Linked DNA regions of Homo sapiens: all the other regions are linked to region 3. The links are chromatin contacts, found by Hi-C or POLR2A ChIA-PET in ENCODE. All regions are on one chromosome and are shown on one strand. Each heading gives the region's core, a stretch centred on a gene start or an enhancer-like site at or near the end of the contact. The rest is flanking DNA. Distances are from core to core; before and after follow the strand shown. Region 1 overlaps SH3KBP1 (SH3 domain containing kinase binding protein 1). Region 2 holds the start of BCLAF3 (BCLAF1 and THRAP3 family member 3). Region 3 overlaps SH3KBP1 (SH3 domain containing kinase binding protein 1).

Region 1 (4,653 bases), core at 1,475-3,974, 220 kb after region 3:
TTCCTGGCTGTGTCTTTTCGGGCATGTTGCTTACCCCCTCTGAGTCTGAGTTTCCTCAGCCATAAAGCAAGGGCCATAAAGCTGACCTCACAGGGCTGCTGCGAGGATTTACTCTGGCAGGGAGGAGTCTGTCAGTGGCACCCATAATTCTAGGAATTGTCACCCAACCCTGGCTGCTCTTTCTTGGGCCCTGGAAGTGGGAATGGAAGGGCTGTTGTGTCTGAGCCCAGTTTGCTGCTGAGGCTGGAATGCCATGACGTTAAGTAGGTTAAAATGGTGAAAAATCCACCTAAAATAGTTAAGTGTTCACAGTGGAGGAGATTTTAGCAAGAATTTGGAAAGAAAACATGCCATAAATATTTTGCTTGCTGAAAGTGGGAAGAATGGAGTCGGAGCCTGTAAAACCCTGCTGACATTATAGAAGATTGTTACTCTTCCTCTAAGTTAGGAATCGCCCAGAAGTTCATTGAGATGATTGTATACTATTGCTATTATAAAATGAATGGTTTCACCATGATCTGTTTAATATGCATTCTGATACGCATATTTATTGGATGTAGGAGTTGAGGTGAAAGACCTGAACTGCTGTTCTCTAAATTCTGTGTTCGCCGTAGAGGTTCCTGATAGACCCCGAATTCCTCTGACATTTACTTTGGTATCATTGAAGGTGGTTTCCCTTTGCCCTGCTTTTCTGTGCTGTAGCAGGAGTCACAGAGCAGGCTTTGCCCTCATTTTTAGCCCCAGATTGTCAGTTCATGTGGCTTTCTAGAAAATGAGTCAGACACCTTTAGTGGGTGTGTATAAGCCCTCTGCAGTTCCTGAAATAATGTGCAAAGACCCAAACTATTTCTGTATGTCCCTGGAAGCCAGGAGGAAATGTGGCAACCTGAATGGTTTGTTTTCTAGTTTATTTATAAAGAATTCTTGTGAATTTAGGAACATTTCCACTCGTGCAGAACACACCTGTGTTTAGCTTTTATTTCCAGTCACTCAAAAATAACTCCCGTGTCTGTGTTCCTGCCACCCCCATCCCTGCCTTCCTGATTTGTGCTCAGAGTGTGTTTGAAAAGGTTCCGAAGCTTCTGGGTCTCATCCCAACTGGAGAAGCTTCCTGGAGAAGGGCTGAGGGCAGCTTGGCAGGAGCTATGCCAGGGCTCAGCTGCAAGGGTGAGATGGCCATTGGAAGGTGTCCCACGCTGTGGCCGCTGCCGCTTGGGGCAGAATGAGCCCAGCTGTGGAGAGTGGCCATGTTCCCACTCTTGGCCAACAGCCTCCTGGCCTCAGAGCAACAGCCATTCCTCACAGCTCCCACTAACCTAGGAGGAAAGGCTTCCTCTGTGACCCTATTGTAAACAAGGACCTTTAGGTGTTTCTTATCAAACAGGCTTCCTTGGGTAGTTGTGTCTTTGACCCTTAAGCATACCCAACCTCCCTGTCTTCATTGTTTTAAGCCTATTTGATGACATCAAGATGAACGCTTAGAAAGCTAACGTTATTGGTCAAAATCGTGGAGTCGTAGAGATGGAGGGAAGGGAACGGAAGCAATATTAGCTAGCATTAATGTTCATGGAAGGAAACTGATAGACACACCCTAGAGAAAGAGGGGACCCAGGCCGGGCTCAGTGGCTCCCGTCTCTAATCCTAGCAGTTTGAGTGGCTGAGACGGGAGGATCACTTGAGCCTGGGAGTTTGAGACCAGCCTGAACAACATGGTGAAACCCCATCTTCACCAAAAAATACAAAAATTAGCCAGGTGTGGTGTTGTGTTCCTATAGTTCCAGCTACTTGGGAGGCTGAGGCGGGAGGGTTGCCTGAGCCCAGGAGGTTGAGGCTGCAGTGAGCCATAATTGTGCCACTGCACTCAGGCCTAGGGGACAGAGTGAGACCCTGTCCCCCAAACCACAAAAAAGAGGGGACCCAGAATATTAGCTAAAGACGGTTAGTGGCATCCCCAACACAGTAGTACAGTCATCTTTCCTTGGACCATGAGGATTATCCACTGAAGATTATTGACAACAATTTTAATTTGCACCCTGTCCTCTTCCCCTCACAATGTTCGTTCACTCATTCATTCATTCATTCATTCATTCATTCATACATCGAAGAATATTTATGGTGTGCCAGGAGCTGTGCAAAATGCTGGAATACAATGGTAAGCCAAAAATTCAAACCAGGAATTTTGCTTCTTTGTAGGGACCCCAAGTATTTGGAGCTAGACATGCTGTGAGGGCACAGTTAGAACCGCTCCTTTTCATCTCTACCTCAATATGTTTTCCTCCCTCCTGTCCCAGACAACAGTTGAACATTTAATTAACTTAATGATAGCTAGATCTTTCTCCAGGACCACAGCTTCCCAGCACAGGATTCTGAACCACTGGCAGCAAGAGCCCGGGACCATCATCACCATTCCCCTTTCCTCAGGAGTCTCCCCGGAGCTCAGCATTTCCCCTCATCTTCACAGCAACCCCGGGAATTAGGTGGGACCATGCGTGTTCTCTGCAGATTACAAAGGAGGAGCAGAGGCCCAGAGTGCTGAAGCAGCTTTCCCGAGGGACTCCCAGCAAGTCAGTGGCAGAGCCAGGTCAGAGGCATCTGCTGACCCTGGGCCAAGTGCTCTTGGAACTTGGGGGCTGGGCAAGGTGGTAACTGCGGGTGGAGTTCGTGTTTCCTGTGGGGCTGAGTCACTTCCAGAGGTGACTCTTGTCTACTCATTGAGAGTCCTCATTGTTACTGGATATCCAGGGCAAGTGTCTGTGGAGTTTCCTTTGTAAGGTAATGACATTATCATTGTTACTTAGCAGAAAAACAGTATTACCATGCCATCACCCCATCCTTTGTTGCTGATGCTCGCGTTTTGAAATCTATGTTTCCGATCTGTTAGGGTCAGGACATCACTGTGGTGGTTTCTGGATCATCCATGACTGTAGGAGTCCACTGCCACCTCTAAAAGAGTGAAATGATGGTCCATGCAGAGGGAATGATGAGTTCAGCTCAGGGTTGACATTGGTTCTTTTTGTGCCTGAGGCCTGCCTCCCCAACTGCTTTCTTCCAGTTTCTTCCCATGCCCAGAGTATTTTGCCTTCCTCTTTTCTTCCTAGCCTGGTTGCCACTTAGCTTTCCACTCGCTGTCGGGGGGCAAAAAAAAATGCAGGCGGGAGTCCTGAGGCCCTTCCTAAGACATTCTGTGATCAACTCTGTTATTTTTTTTGTTCTAATGTTTATTTCCCCTTCCTGCCTCCCTCCCATTAATTCATTAATGAACTAAAACATGTATTCATGAGAAAAATGTTTTCAGACTTCCTTGCTTCCCACCCCACAGGAAAATAAGGTTGCCTTCACAAAGAGAAGCAGCCTCAGGAATCTCAAGCAAGATCCTTAGCTTGGCAGGAAGAAAGCCGATCAGCTAAATCGATTGCTGGCCCTGACCCTTTCTCTCTGAACTGCTGAAGCTTTTAGCAGAGCTCAAATGGTAGGATTAAATGTGGTTCCAAGGGTGAGGAGTAAATTAGCACGTGTCACCCTGAAGATGATGACATGCTGACAGACCCATTAGACAGACATGTTTTATGAGTGAATGAAGAAGTTAAGCATAGGTCTGGGATCATCTGGGTTTACAGACATTTGGAAAATGTCAGTGTTGAGCAAATGAGTCATTGATGTCATAGAATGTATTTCTTGCAGCATGGCCTATCTTGTTAGACTGCTTATGTCCTTATTCTAGACAAAAGTCACAATATATCTCCTCCTCAGAGCATTTAAAACCCAAAGGAGTATAATTTGTTGCTGTTTTGTCTTCCTTTTATAAGTAGCCAGGACACTGGGACCAGTGAGAAGAATCATTACCATCACACAGACATAGTTTTAAATTACATGAGGATGGTAAACATAGGGCTTGGGGTGGGAGAAAATATCGTTTTAGTTCACCAGTAGACAGTTGTTGAAAGGCCACCCCAACATTTTGATGGTCGTTATTATAGATTTTTCCTTTGTATCATGGACAGATGAGCTTGCAGCTGATGTAAATTCCCAGGTGCATATGCCTACACAAATTATATAAAACTGTCTAAAGAGATCCTGTGTTTGTTCAACCTAATTGTCATATCTCTGCAGAATGTTGTGCTAAAGTGGCAGGACATCAGTAATCCCCCATCTTGGAATACTTTTTTTTCCCCTCTGCAACACACAGAAAAAAAAAATCTGTAGGTATCTTAAGGAATTAGAGAAACTCCCCTTTTTTTTCTGTTTCTATCTCCACCCTTTCTATTTGTATTACTCTGTTAGGGGTGTTCTGAGGCTTAAATGACATGTTGTATTCAAAAGTGCTTTGGAAACATAAAGGTTAAATCACAGGGCTGGGTGTAGTGGCTCACACCTGTAATCCCAACACTTTGGGGAGGCTGAGGTAGAAGGATTGCTTGAGCCAAGGAGTTTGAGACCAGCTTGGGCAACATAGCGAGAGACTCTGTCTTTACACACACAATATTTTCTTTAAAGGTTAAATCATAGTTATTGCTATGATAAGTTATTAGAAGAAGATGAAAAGACAAATGCCTGGTAACTGAATGTTCTTTCCTGGTATATTGAACTGTCCTGAAATTAAGGTCAGTACTTCCCCTGAAGTTCCTTTTCATTATTTATTTTAGCTTTTCTTAG
Region 2 (4,600 bases), core at 1,648-4,147, 150 kb before region 3:
GAAAGCCATATCAGTATCAATAAAGCAAACTTGAGGTCTACTGGAAATGCTGGAAATGGATGAAAGACGAAAATGATAAAACAGGCCGGTGCGGTGGCTCCTGCCTGTAACCCCAACACTTTGGGAGGCCAAGGCGGGTAGATCACTTGAGGTCACAAGTTCGAGACCAGCCTGGCCAACATGGTGAAACCACGTCTTCACTAAAAATACAAAAAGTAGCCGGGCATGGTGGTGGGTGCCTGTAATCCCAGCTACTCAGGTGGCTGAGGCAGAAGAATTGCTTGAACCTGGGAGGCGGAGGTTGCAGTGAGCCAAGATTGCATCATTGCACTCCAGCCTGGGTGACAAGAGAGAGACTCCGTCTCAAAAAAATAAATAAATAAATAAAAATAAAAAAATAAAACAGAGAACTAATACAGCTAATTGCTCTTCCTAAAAGAGAGATTAGAGCTAATGGAGCAGAAACAATTCTTGAAGATAGAATGGAAGAAAATGTTTCTGAATTGAGGCCATATATATGCAGGTGAAAAAGGACTCACACCTCTTAACCAGAAAGAAAAAGCATTATTTATTCTTACATTACAAAAACTTTAGTATGACCAGAGCATTGTGTACAAGGGGAAGAGAGGCTAGAGTTTGTATGCTGTTTGAAAGCATGTTCCCTGCCAAACAGGAAGCAAAGTCATATATGAAGAAAGGAAAATGATCATTTGCATAAGGCTTAAAAAGAGTGGTAAAAGGGTTTGTAACAGCAATTATTGGAAAAAAGATCACATAAAAGGGTCACATAAAATGATTACAAAGTGCTATCAGGCTCTCCACTGTGGTGGGCATCCACACATTTGTAGTGGCATCATTCTTTGATAGTTGTGTGGCTTTCTCCCCGCCCAAGCAGTGTTTGGAAATGTAGACGTAGGAATGGAAAATGCAGACTGGAGTTTTAAGTGGTAGTTTAATGTTAGGACAAGTCAAAGGGCAAAGCAGGGGGCTCTGCTTACAAGAGTGGTTGAAGGCTGGGCACAGTGGCTCCTGCCTGTAATCCCAACACTTAGGGAGGCCGAGGCAGCAGGATCACTTGAGCCTAGAAGTTCCAGAACAGCCTGGGCAACATGGCGAAACCCTGTCTCTACAAAAAAAAATTTTTTTTTTAATTAGCTGGGCATGGTGGTGCACGTCTGTTGCAACAGCTACTCTAGAGGCTGAGGCAGGAGTGTCACTTGAGCCCAGGAGTTTGAGGTTACAGTGAGCTATGATTATGCCACTGTACTCCAGCCAGGACCACGACCAAGTGAGACCCCTGACTCTTAAAAAAAAAAACAACAAAAAAAGGCCGGGACGCGGTGGCTCATGCCTGTCATCCCAGCACTTTGAGAGGCTGAGACAGGCGGATCACTTGAGATCAGGAGTTTGAGACCAGCCTGGCCAACATGGTGAAACCCCGTCTCTACTAAAAATACAAAAATTAGCCGGGCATGGTGGCGCACACCTGTAATCCCAGCTACTCAGGAGGCTGAGGCAGGAGGATCACTTGAACCTGGGAGGCAGAGGTTGCAGTGAGCCGAGATCGCACCACTGCACTCCAGCCTGGGTGACAAGAGCCAGACTCTATCTCTAAATAAATAAATAGGCCGTGCGCTGTGGCTCACGCCTGTAATCTCAGCACTCTGGGAGGCTGAGGCGGGAGGATCACCTGAGGTCAGGAGTTCGAGACCAGCCTGGCCGACATGGGGAAACCCTGTCTCTACTAAAAAAAAAAAAAAAATTAGCCGGGCATGGTGGCGCAGCCTGTAATCCCAGCTACTCAGGAGGCTGAGGCAGGAGAATCACTTGAACCCGGGAGGCAGAGGTTGCAGTGAACCGAGATCACACCACTGCACTCCAGCATGGGTGACAGAGATTCTGTCTCAAAATAAATAAATAAGTAAAAATAAAAAAGTGGTTGTAGTCAAAGGCTATGGGTTTAAGTTGGGTAGTGGGATTTCAACATTTAAGGTTTTAGAGATGGAGCAGTATCAAGTGATGAATATCTAGATTTTCTAGACTACGGGTGAACAAAGTAGAAGTAAAGGTCATTCGGATTGAGGAACTGAAGGAAACCAGGCTGGGTTGTGGATGTTGGATTCATTGGGAGGATGGCAGTAAATCAGATGGAGAGGAAAACTAATGCCAGACAGTCAGTAGGTGACAGTGACAAGGGAGGGCAAAAGGTGTTACTACCAGATGGCACAGAGCCTGAAAGAGCTATTTCACAAGGGGAAGAAAGAATATCAGTGTCAAGCGGAAAGCTTCAAGAGTGAAGAAGACACACTACCTTTGAGGCTGGTGCATGGAGTGTGGGAGGGGAGAAACCAAGCGAGTAGACAGAGATGAGGCAATCTTTTGAATTGGATGACGGATAGATGTTGGTACCATCCGACCATTTGGGAAGTCCAGAGGGGAGGCTTTGTTTTCCGGGAATATGCTTAATTTGAGGAGTGGGAAATGGATAGAGGGTAGGTGAATGGTTAGAGATCTGCACAAAGCTGGAAGGCCCACGGGATCAAGTTCTGCCCATGACTGAGGGGTGACCTCCAATCCCTGGGCCTTAACCCCCAGGATCCCTGGACCTGGAACGCCCATTAGGTCCCCTCCTTTCCGGCGAGAGGGCGGCAGAGGGCGCAGGCGCTCTAGCCGGACCCGGCGGGCGGGTGGCAGAGGGCGCAGGCGCCCTGGACAGAGCGGCCGCAGTGGGAACGGCCGGCAGGGGGCGCAGCGCTCTGGTCCGAGAAGCCCGGGCGGGGCACCCTCGCCGGGAGAGTAGAGGATAGGGGTCGGCTGGAGAACGGGCCCAGTGCGAGGCCGCGAGCAGTGGGCGGGGCCGGGGTGGGGGCGGGGCGAGGCGGTTCCGGAAGGAAGTGGTTCCGGGTCCCGCGGCCCGGCAGAGGTGGCTGGGGTGTCGCTGCTGTGGGAGGCGGCGGCAGAGTGAGGGGCGAGGCCCGAGGGGCCGGCGGCGGCGGCGGCGGCGGCGGCGGCGGCGGCGGCGGCGGCGGCGGCGGGGGCTTCCCGGCCGGGTGAGCGGCTCGGGGGGAGGCGGGGCGAGGAGGCCTGGGCCCGCAGGGAGGGCGTGTCCGCCACCCAGGAGGGGCGGTTCTCGGGGTGGCGGATGGGGCAGCGGGGAGGATGCGGCGGTCCGACTCGGGTTCTGTTGGGACAGCTCCTCTGCGCCCCGTAGGTCCCTCGGTCAGCGCCTTCCCTTGGGCGCGGCGACCCGGCGCGGGTTTCCAGGGGACAGCTGCCCGGCGCCCCTGAGGTCCCTCGACAGGCACGGCGACCCGGGCACCTGCTGCCGCGACCCTGATCCTCCGCCGTCGTCGGGCAGGTTGCGGTCCCCGCGGTTCCCTGCATCTGTTAAGAGGGCGGGGGCCGGGAAGGCGGTGTCCGGGGACGGTGCCCTTGTCCTCGAGGCGGCCCTGGACGCGTCGCCTGCGGGGCCTGAACCGAGGACCCCCCCGTACCCCGCTTTGTCCTGGTGAGGCGCTCCTGCCGCGCAGCGGCATCTTCCTCTGTTAACGTCGAGAATGAGTAGTGAAGGCTGCTCATTATCCTGCATTGTAAAGTAAAACTTGTCTTTTTAGAAGCGTCTCCTGAAAATTGGCGCATCTCCTGTGCTTCTCTGGGTTGTATTGGGAAACTGGGCCAGTCGCTGTCAGGACTGTCCTGTTGGTAGGTCTCGAGGGAAAGAAATGGGAGAGAAACCTACCCCGTAAATATTTTCCTACTCAGGTGCTTTTCGAACTACCTATTAGGTGATTGCCTTTTTTTTTTTTTTTTTTTTTCCTGGAACAAATTACAAACTGCAGGTAGAAATCAGGAAGGCCTCTTTAGGCTCCTCGCCAGGCAGCCTTTTTAGCATTTTTCTGAATGTGAACAGGTCCAAACGACAGAGCAGAATTTGAAAAGAAAGGTTTTGCTGCAGATTCATAACGAGGACTTTATTTTTCATTGGTATTTTAATGGTAATGGTATAGCAATGTTTTATTTTTAATGTTTTTTTTAAATGGCTACTAAAATTTTATTTTGAAATCACAGCTGTTTCAGTCACCCCCAAGAAACCTTTAAAACGTCTTATTAGAAACATTTTTATATATAGGAACATTTAGCCATTTATACACATTTCTAAGATAGAAATCACAATGAAGATACGTTGTTTCACTATTCCAAGTTCCAAGTAACCATGGTGAATATGGTTTCCCCATTCCAAGTAACCATTGTGAATGTGGTTATACACCTCCAGTCTTTTTCTATGCAGAGCTTAATACATGAGTTTTTCTAAAGTGAATTCTCTTTTGTAATTATCTTTTTCTGACTAGATAGCATGCCATTATATGGCTGTAATATTATAATTTATTTCATTGGTCATTCTCAGTTCTTCCCTATTAAAATACATTGTTGGGTAAATGTAAAAGTCCGCATATCTATGATTACTTTCGAATCTCACTCTGTCGCCCAGGCTGGAGTGTAGTGGCACGATCTCGGCTCACTGCAACCTCCACCTCCTGGGTTCAAGTGATTCCCCTGTGTCAGCCTCCCGAGTAGCTGGGACTACAGGCGTGTGCCACCA
Region 3 (4,680 bases), core at 1,385-3,884:
GCTGCCTCCTGCCCAGGGAGAGAGTTCAGGCCCAGGGACTGTCTGTCACTGGGGTCCGTGTTCTGAGCCTGTCTTTGTTGGGGAAGCTGATGTTCAGTTTTTAAGATGCAGGTCTTGGGAATTACCTGCTTGTTGGGTTGATGTCCCTTAGTGGTGTGTTTGTGAAGACACCAAAAGGAAAACGTGGCTGGTATGTAGGTCAGCTTTATTGTACGCGGAGATCCCCACAGTATCTGTGGCCTTGACCTGGGAAATTCAGACCCCCAAACCCTTCAGCCCTGACACTAATGGGAGGGCACTGGATGGTAAGAACTTGGCCTTGTGCAGACTTGCATAGAGAAGAGTCTGTGTGTATGTAAAGTTGATGTATGGCCAGGCATGGTGGCTCACGCTTGCAATCCCAGCACTTTGGGAGGCCGAGGTGGGTAGATCACCTGAGGTCAGGAGTTCGAGACCAGCCTGACCAACATGGTGAAACCCCTTCTCTACTAAAAAATACAAAAATTAGCTGGGCGTTGTGGCAGGTGCCTGTAATCCCAGCTACTCGGGAGGCTGAGGCAAGAGAATTGCTTGAACCTGGGAGGTGGAGGTTGCAGTGAGCCGAGATCACGCCATTGCACTCCAGCCCAGGGGACAAGAGCAAGACTCCGTCTCAAAAAAAAAAAAAAAAAAAAAAAAAAAGTTGATGCACGAGTATCTGTTACGGTTCTCTGGTTTTAAGTAAAAGAAACCAACTCTTCCTTAACTAAGGTAGCAAAAAGGATTTATCAGAAGGCATTGGGGTAGTTTATAGGGTGGAAGGAGAAGCTAGAGGATCAGGTCTGAGAAAGATGGCAACTGGGCAGCTTCAGGGATCTCACTTCTGAGAGCCCTGGTGGGGGAATCTGCTCCAGCCGTCTCCAGTGTTTGTCACATTGCTTTGATCACAGTTGGGTCCTATGTCATACATTGGCTGGCAGAGGGCAGGGCATGTTGATGGACAGTCCCATCAAACTATCTCATGGTGGAGGGGAAGTTCCCCCAAACAGTTCCCCTCCCTGCATGGGGAGTGTTCTCCTGCTAGGGCACAAACACAGTCTACCACCTCAATGACCGACAATCTACAATAATAAATTCTTAAATATATATTGTTTAGACTTTTAATTTTAATATTATTATTTTTTTGAGATGGATTCTTGCTCTGTCACCCAGGCTGGAGTGCAGTGGCATGATCTCAGCTCACTGCAACCTCTGCCTCTGGGGTTCAAGCTATTCTCCTGCCTCAGCCTCCTGAGTAGCTGGGATTACAGGCACGTGCCACCACACCCAGCTAATTTTTGTATTTTTAGTAGAGACAGGGTTTCACCATGTTGGTCAGACTGGTCTTGAACTCCTGACCTTGTGATCTGCCCGCCTCGGCCTCCCAAAGTGTTGGGATTACAGGCGTGAGCCACTGCGCCCGGCCAATTTTTATTTGTAAAAGCTGTACTGAGGTATAAAATTTCACCCATTTTAAGTGTACAGTTTAATACTTTTCAAGTAAATTTACAGCATCCTGTAACTCTCACCACAATTTAATTTGAGAATATTTCCGTCACCCCAAAAAGATTCTTCATACCCATCTGCAGTCCATCCCCATTCCCATCCCCGGCCCTAGGCAGCCACTGATTGGTTTTCTGTCTTTTTAGATTTGAACATAGTTTTTTTTTAAATATGTTCCTGACTGGTGTAACTTTTTCTGGGTATTCTGGAAACTATGTTATACATGAAAGAAAAAAAGAGCCCCCCCCCACCCCCCCGCCCGCATCAATGGTGTGAAAGTCTGTATCTCGCTGGTCTCAGGTTTCTCTGCTTTCTCTTTTAAATCCTTCCTTCTCTCCAGTGGACCATAATTTAGGAGAACGTAGCCCTGGGCTTGATGCTGCCATTATTTACCTCTCAATGTCTCTAAGCCTAAGTCATGGAACCTTCTAGGCCTCAGTTCCTCATTTGTAAAATTCAGGAAAAAAAAATAGACTAGATGATATCTGATGTTCTTTCCATCTCTAATGATCAGTACTCATGATCTTTTTTGGTGAAGTCTGTTTTGGCAAAAAATTACTTCTTGATTTTCTATGCCCTTCAGAGGACTGAAACAAAACACTAAAATTAAAAATTTATTCTTCAGAATTCACAGAACACAATAAGTGCAAAAGCAGTAAGTGTGTAACATTTCTACTTCTGAAATGATTAAAGCTTACTGCACTGAGACCTCTGTGACATTGTGTATATGTGTATACAGCGGAGGAAATTAATTGGAAACTTTCATTCTCCTTCATGCTTTCTGGTTTATTCAAATATTTATTGAAGCAGACAGGATGCTAGGTGAAGGATTTAGAATCCTGGCAAAGATAAGGGCTTTTCCCAGATGAAGGTTGCAGTCTAGTTGGGGTAAGTCAGTGTGAAATTATAGTGAGGTGAACTGGTCCTAGGAGACAGGAAGGACAGTGAGCAGAGGGAGGTAGGGAAGGACTGGGTCACAGAGCAGGGCCACGGATATACCACCGCCACCACCACCGCCATAGTGAGAAGCTGGCCCTGAGAAGCTGCTAGGCAGCTGGCTTAGCCAACCCACAGTTAAAAACCACCCATTTCGTCTTTGGGGGAGGAGACATTCCAGCAAGTTTGAAGGTAGAGATAGGGGAGGGTGAAGTGTTTTGCATTTCTAAGCAGATCTCTTATCTCCCCTGGCTCTATCTTTTTGTAACATGGGGTTAACTGTAGCATTGGTTTTTGCAGTGACTGTAGATGTAGCAAACTTGTGGAGGCTGGCCTTTTGGCACAGCACACAGCTGGAGGGTGGTATTTTTCTGACAGGGAGATGTTCTTAAGTTTTGTAATTTATGGTGTCTTTAAATATGGGATTTTGTTTACTGTTATCCTAATTACACCTCTGATGTATTTTATTTAGCTTAATGTTTTAATTTTCTGCTCATACCCAGAGGTAATTTCTCAAAGGGTACCACTTTAAAAAAATCATAGGTAATGTTTCATCCTTCCTGCAGTTACCTGCAGCCTCTCGAAGGCAAGGAAATGGGTTTTGGGGGCATAGACTTTCTTCTGGGCTCTTGTGATATAATTTTGGCTGTGTTTGTATCATCCAAGATCTTCACCACCTGTTTGCCAAGTATTATCCTAAACCATTCTGTTCTATAGAGACGTGATACAAGCCACATGTCATTTTAAATGTTCTAGTAGTCACATTAATAAAATTTTAAAAAGGTAAAATTAATTTGTATAATATATTTATTTAACCCAACAGATCTAAAACATCACTTCAACATGCAATTGATGTGAAAATAATGAGCTATTTCACATTATTTTTTTCTAAACAAGTCTTTGGAACTTGGGATGTATCTTATGGCACACGTCAGTTCAGACTAGCCACATTCCAAGTAGTCATTAGCCACATTTGCAGTGACACTGTATTGGACATCAAAGTTCTAAACCTTTCAAAGGCTTGCAGAGGGCACTGGAAAGAGCCCTTAGAGTGGGTAGGAGAGACATATCCTCATGATTTATGAGCTCTTAACAAAGCCACAGGTTTCCTCTTCTTAGAGAAACCTGATATGTAAAAAAAATTCATCTTGACAGGAAAGGTAAAGCAGGAAGTAATTATTCATGTTACAAAAGAATTAACCACAGGATCTTTTAAATAGCAAGCTCCCTTAGTGCACGGAAGAATATGACTCAATTTGCAAAATGTGATTGACACTTGACATTTTAGTAGCACCTTTGTTGGGCTGGGAACGGTCTATCATCATAAAATGCAAGCTGAGTGGTCAGTTGATCAAGTCTTTATTGAGCACCTACTGCATGTCATGGATGCTTATAGGGGCCCCAGCAGAACTAAGGGTGATCCATACCCAGAAGGCATTCAGGGGCTCACAGGGAAGACAAGACACAGCTTGGGATTGCCTCAGTGGCAGGGGCCAGAGAGGCCTTGGGTCTAGAAGAGCTTGGAAGGTGATGTGGAGGCAGTCAGGACCTAGCTGTGGCCAGAAGGCAAGGAGGCTGTGCATGATTACTTAAGTTTAAAGAAAGGGCAATGGCCAGGGTGGTCGCTCACGCCTGTAATCCCAGCACTTTGGGAGGCCAAGGCAGGCAGAACATTTGAAGTCAGCCTGACCAACACGGTGAAATCCTGTCTCTACAAACAATACAAAAATTAGCTGGGCATGGTGGTGTGCACCTGTAGTCCCAGCTACTTGGGAGGCTGAGGTGGGAGGAACACTTGAGCCTGGGAGACAGAGGTTGCAGTGAGCTGAGATGGTGCCACTGCACTCCAGCCTGGGCAACAGAGCCAGACCCTGTCTAAAAAAAAAAAAAAAATTTTGTTTTTTTTTTTTAGTATCTTCTTAATTATGTATAGATTGTGTACATATATTCCTGTACTAATTGAAGATCAAGAAAACCCCAGAGAAGCTCCTACGCTGTTATTATTAGGCTTAACAAACTTTTGAAACACATAAAATTGAGTATTGTATGACTTTAGACATTGGTGGAAAAATGAAGACATTTTCTTCATGGTTCAGGTACATAGTTTTAAAATATCTTGCTAATCCTGATGGTTCCACACTTACACCAATGTCAGGGGTGGAAAGAAACCCATATTATGAATGATCTTGATAACTGAGTGTTTGGGGGCCATCTCCCCGTAAG

Evidence for each region. A loop is a pair of places that touch in the nucleus more often than their neighbours do. ChIA-PET counts read pairs that join two places held with the same protein, here RNA polymerase II (POLR2A). Pooled maps may share reads with other maps.
Region 1: a pooled map shows a loop between it and region 3 (4-fold over the local background). The contact joins two enhancer-like sites. A Hi-C loop is called at or near these places in 6 of 50 pooled maps. POLR2A ChIA-PET finds 5 or more read pairs at or near these places in 2 of 52 experiments (GM12878 and activated CD4-positive, alpha-beta memory T cell).
Region 2: a loop to region 3 is called in a pooled map, with 6 times the contacts of the local background. The contact joins the promoter of BCLAF3 here to the enhancer-like site in region 3. A Hi-C loop is called at or near these places in 2 of 37 single-sample maps with no recorded cell type and 6 of 50 pooled maps. POLR2A ChIA-PET finds 5 or more read pairs at or near these places in 1 of 52 experiments (OCI-LY7).

What each region holds. Positions count from the first base shown.
Region 1 is chrX:19,623,827-19,628,479 of GRCh38, reverse strand. All of the region lies in intron 8 of SH3KBP1 (SH3 domain containing kinase binding protein 1), which reads left to right. Among named protein-coding and RNA genes, the nearest start is that of MAP3K15, 110 kb to the right of the region's middle. RefSeq lists an enhancer at 2,125-3,324. Within about 2 kb of position 2,724, at least 3 of the 41 ENCODE cell types and tissues checked have a DNase peak (open chromatin) inside an H3K27ac peak, as active enhancers do.
Region 2 is chrX:19,989,358-19,993,957 of GRCh38, reverse strand. It overlaps BCLAF3 (BCLAF1 and THRAP3 family member 3), which reads left to right and starts at 2,897. Exons shown (of 12, transcript NM_001367774.2): 1 at 2,897-3,050. It overlaps LOC729609 (a long non-coding RNA gene), which reads left to right and starts at 4,179. Exons shown (of 2, transcript NR_024440.1): 1 at 4,179-4,272. RefSeq lists silencers at 2,555-2,984, 3,025-3,074, 3,145-3,514.
Region 3 is chrX:19,839,010-19,843,689 of GRCh38, reverse strand. The region is part of intron 1 of SH3KBP1 (SH3 domain containing kinase binding protein 1); the gene reads left to right. Among named protein-coding and RNA genes, the nearest start is that of SH3KBP1, 46 kb to the left of the region's middle. RefSeq lists an enhancer at 3,474-3,523. Within about 2 kb of position 2,634, at least 5 of the 41 ENCODE cell types and tissues checked have a DNase peak (open chromatin) inside an H3K27ac peak, as active enhancers do; they include OCI-LY7, where a contact is called at or near this core.